2 separate regions of the Homo sapiens genome follow, and region 2 is linked to region 1. Evidence: read pairs that join two places in POLR2A ChIA-PET (ENCODE). Cell type or tissue: OCI-LY7. All regions are shown on one strand.

Region 1 (2,500 bases):
ACACCCAACTAACTTTTGTAATTTTAGTAGAGATGGAGGTTCACTATGTTGCCCAGGCTGGTCTCGAAACTTACAGGAGCATTATTTCTAATAAAGATTCAGCTCTGTGGTAGACAAATGGACAATGCACTGCCATCCAGCAGGGAGGAGAGAGGCTCTCCACGTTAGGAAATAACATTTACTATGGTATTAGGGATTGGCCGTCACTTTCATTTATCCATAAAAATGTAAATTTAGAAGTCCAGAAATGCCACATAGTTACAAAGCATAATATATGGTATCAGACCACAAAATTAGCAAACTAAACCCATTTAACTGTAACAGTCCCACGAAAGAATTGTGGTCCAGCCATAAAGCCGGAGAGTACTGGACCTCCTTCCAAGGATCTGAGAAGCTGATAATGCAGTAAAATAATCTTCATCGTTAAGAACAACTATTAAACTATTGATTGAAAGCTTATGTTCCCAGTGCCCTAAGAAACATGTTACATTCTTTAGCCCACTTTTTCTCCCCATGAAGTGTATTATTATTATCTCTTTTTTTTTTTTTTTTTTTTTTTGAGACAGTTTCGATCTTGTTGCCCAGGCTGGAGTGCAATGGCGCGATCTCAGATCACCGCAACCTCTGACCCCCGGGTTTAAGCGATTTTCCTGCCTCAGCCTCCTGAGCAGCTGGGATTACAGGCATGTGCCACCATGCCCAGCTAATTTTGTATTTTTAGTAGAGACAGGGTTTTTCCATGTTGGTCAGGCTGGTCTCGAACTCCCAACCTCAGATGATCCGCCCGCCTCAGCCTCCCAAAATGCTGGGATTACAGGCGTGAGCCACTGCTCCCGGCTTATTATCTCCATTTTAAAAGTCAAGGAACTGGGGCTTACGGAAGTTAAAGAACTAGCTGAAGATTAAAGACGTAAAATACCGACTTGGATTTTTTTCCCATATTAAATTTTTAAAAGTTTCCTTATTCTCTTTTCAGCAATATTTTTAAGTGGGAATTAAGTAAATAAAGTAGTTATTGAATCTGAAAATATCAAGGACTTTTTTTAGTTATTTTATGTATCTTACTACAGGTAAGAAGTGATTTTTTTTTAAATATACAGAGATCACATCAGAGCTGTATTAAAGGAAGATGGAAAATGGGGATTATTTAATAAATGATATTGGGACAACAAGATAGCTATATGGGGAAACAAAAAACAACAACACACACCCACTAGATTCATATTACTCCTAACACACCCCACCCCCAAAATCACAGGTGGATTTCTTTATTTTTTTAATTGAAATTTTTTTTTTTTGGAGCCCAGGAATTTGAGACTACTCTGAGCAACATAATGAGACCCCCATCTCTACAAAAAAATTTTAAAAATTAGCTGAGTGTGATGGCACATGCCTGTAGTCCAGGCTATTTGGGAAGCTGAGGTGGGAGGATGGCTTCAGCCTGGGAGGTTGAGGCTGCAGTGAGCTGTGATCATGCCACTGCATTCCAACCTGGTGACAAGAGTGAGACCCTGTCTCAAAGGAAAAAAAAAAAGGAAGTTAGCCCTTGCTTATACGTGTTGAAAATGTTTCTCCCCAGTCTGCCTGTTTCTTGCATTGCTATGGTGTTTTTATGCCTTATAGGGATGTGAAATATTTATGCAGTAAAATTTATTGGTGTTTTTTCCTTTATGGCGTCTGGATTTCCTGCCATGTTAGAAAGAGCTTCTTCAATCCATGATTTGAAAAAGTTTTAGTGTTCTTCTAATACTTTTGATTTCATTTTTTAAAATCATAAAAATTTGGCATAGACAAAAGAATATACATTATGTGTACATAGGTTGAGGGGGATAATAATAAAATAAACACCAGTAAACTCAACCTAAGAAATTGTGGTTTAGTGGTTTCACTTTTTTAATCATTTATTTTAATTTTTTTTAGAGACAAGGACTTTTTTCTTTTCATATCAAGCATGGATAATTCTTATAATTAAAAAAAACCATTCAAGTTCTTTGAACATACAGCTGGTAACTAGTCTTCATAATTCACCAGCAGTACTCAAGCTTTAGAACATGTAAATTATTTTCCCCTAAAATGCCTTAAGCAGAACTAGGGTGCTTTAGCAGGCCTTGTAGCAGACTGAAGCTTGTTTCTAGGCATTTTCTATGAAATTGGCTTCCAAGTTTATGTAGTGCAAATATAAGCCAATAACGAGCCTCAGCTATATCTCCCGTTGCACTTTTTCAGGTTGAGCCTCCAGCAGCACTTCTTTCTTCCCCACTGCCAGTTCTCCGAGCTCACCTTGCATTTACCCACAGCGGGTTTTCACTTTATAATTTATTGTAAATCGAAATTTCTCCCTCTCCAGTTTTTTCCCCTTGGGCCAGGTAAGTAACCCCTGGTAGCCTTTGAAAGTCCCTGCACTGAATTGGAACGGAGAAATGGTTGATGTTTCAGAGCACATGTGTGAGCAAATACAGAGAGAGGTGAAACAGCTTTTCAAAACAAAGGATCAAATATC
Region 2 (2,500 bases), 57 kb before region 1:
ATAAATGAAGACTAGGAGCTCAAAATTCCAGAATGACCTGGGACCATGGAAAATTAGTATTTTGCCTTCTACAGTAAAGTCACACTCTTGAGCAAAGGAGGAAAAAAAAATTATCACAGTCCCTCAATCAGCAAAAATCTAGGCATGGAAGACTAAAAGAAGTTAGGGTCCAGTAAGCTTAAAAAAGAAAACAGTGACTCAGAAATTTCCTATCTGCAATATATAGCAGGTTTAGAGGACGAAAATGAAAACAGAAGATTATTTCTAGACAGCTTGATGGAGAAAGATAATATTTACCTCAGTAAAGTTACAACCATAGGAACAAATCCAGATTCTATTTGTTTTTGTACAACTCTGCAAAAAATCATAGGGTGTAATTCACTTCTCAGTTCAGAAATAAGACGTCCTTAAAAAAATAAGTAAGAGGTACTTCTTGAAAACTAAAAGAAAAAAAATCTACTCCCATAATCAAGAGTTTCCATGCAGTATTAAAAATGATGTCCAGCTGGGCGCAGTGGCTCACACCTGTAATCCCAGCACTTCGGGAGACTGAGGCGCATGGATCATTTGAAATCAGGAGTTTGAGACCAGCCTGACCAACATAATGAAACCCCGTCTCAACTAAAAACACAAAAAAATCAGCCAGATGTGGAGGCGCACGCCTGTAATCCCAGCCACTCAGGAGGCTAAGGCAGGGGAATCACTTGACCCTGGGAGGCAGAGGTTGCAGTGAGGCAAGATCGAACCACTGCACTCCAACCTGGGCGACAGAGCTAGACTCCGTCTCAAAAAACAAACAAACAAAAAACAAGACCGGGCACGGTGGCTCATGCCTGTAATCCCAGCACTTTGGGAGGCCGAGGCAGGCGGATCACGAGGTCAGGAGATAGAGACCATCCTGGCCAACATGGTGAAGCCCCATCTCTACTAAAAGTACAAAAATTAGCCGGGTGTGGTGGCATGCGCACCTGTAGTCCCAACTACTCGGGAGGCCGAGGCAGGAGAATCACTTGAACCCAGAAAGCAGAGGTTGCAGTAAGCCGAGATCACGCCACTGCACTCCAGCCTGGCAACAGATCAAGACTCCGTCTAAAAAAAAAAAAAAAAAGTCCCTCCTATAATTCAGGAAGTGAAGGTGCTAGTTGACTGTTATTTATTCTCACTCAAAAAGCTAACTCAAGGTCAAGAAGACCTCTGCCACCAGCTGCAGTGTACCAATCCTAGGAGGCTATTTCTCAGAACCCCATGCTTCTTATCAAGATGGTTCCCACGCTGTCTTCCCTTTCCCTCATCACTGCCTCCTCCAGGTCAAAGAATATCCCCAGGGCAAGTTGCAGCTGCTCCTTATGCACTCAGCCCTGGCCTCAGAGTACACATGGGTTTTGCCTCATCTATGACTCTTGGGGGAAGCTTACTATGCAGAGAGCAACTGCAATGTGTCGCTCTCTATAGGATCCCAGCCAGGTGCCTTAGTGCCATCGGGAAAATGAGAGGAAACAAGGAACACACAAAAATCATGAAATACTGCTTCGGGTACTAACTCCAAGACAGAATTTTTTTCTTAAGTTAAATGTTTAAAAACAAAAAAAAGCTACAGTCATCTATGTATTCAGTCATCCAGTCAATCCCATGCCAAGTATAATCTCTGTTAACTATGCTTAGTGTGGTCAGAAAGGAAGTCTAGATAAACAATCACAACAACAGAGTGGGCTGAATGCAAACAGCCGGGGTTCAAGGAAGGCTCCCTGAAGAAAATTACCTGTAAACTGAAGCAAGCAAGAGGTGACCAGGCTAAGAAGAAAAGAATGTTCACCACACAGCCATTACTCAGGGACGTAATTCACCCAGATTTCTATTTTTAAAAGATCAAAGGCTCCAAAAAAGCAAAGGGCCAGTAAGCACAAGACAGAGGCTCAACCTCATTAGGGAAATGCAAATCAAAACTGTAAGATACCACTTCACACCCATCAGAATGGCTACAATCCAAAACCCAGATAGTAAGTATTAGTGCTAATGTGGAAAAACTGCAAGGTTCATGCATTGCTAGTAAAATTGTAACATGGTGTAGCCACTTTGGAAAACAGTTTGTCAGTTTCTCAAAATGTTAAACAGAGGTTCCATACCCCCCAAAAATTTCACTCTTAGGCTTTGGAAGTCACCCCAAGAGAAATGCAAATACACATCCTCACAGAAGTTTGTACATGAACGTTCACAACAGCATTTTTTTAACAGCCAAAAAGTAGAACCATTCAAAGTGTCCATCAACTAGTGAATAAATAAAATGTGGCATAGCCACACAATGGACTATGATTTGGCATTTATTGGGAATGAAGTACAGATGTTATGCTACCACATGGGTGAACCTTGAAAACATTATACTAAGTCAAAGCAGCCAGTTACAAAAGACTACATGATTCAATTAACGTGAAATGTCCAGAATAGGCAAATCCATAAAGACAGAAAGAAGATTAAGGGCTGCTTAGGGCTGGGGGATGAGTAG

Evidence for each region. Peaks named below come from ENCODE experiments on the same cell type or tissue, not always from the same donor. Only the 100,000 strongest peaks of a DNase experiment are listed, where the experiment ranks them.
Region 2: POLR2A ChIA-PET joins it to region 1 with 14 read pairs; 16 of 35 experiments call an interaction of 5 or more read pairs at or near these places.

The regions. Positions count from the first base shown.
Region 1 is chr1:8,819,721-8,822,220 of GRCh38, forward strand. No RefSeq gene overlaps it. Among named protein-coding and RNA genes, the nearest start is that of RERE, 3.3 kb to the left of the region's middle. RefSeq lists a silencer at 2,220-2,443. In OCI-LY7, no CTCF peak of the experiment used is centred here; no DNase peak of the experiment used is centred here.
Region 2 is chr1:8,762,848-8,765,347 of GRCh38, forward strand. All of the region lies in intron 1 of RERE (arginine-glutamic acid dipeptide repeats), which reads right to left. Among named protein-coding and RNA genes, the nearest start is that of RERE, 54 kb to the right of the region's middle. RefSeq lists an enhancer at 1,224-1,273. In OCI-LY7, CTCF peaks have their summits at 1,326 (motif pointing left) and 1,526; DNase peaks (open chromatin) are centred at 1,294 and 1,914; H3K4me3 peaks cover 1,267 bases; H3K27ac peaks cover 1,271 bases.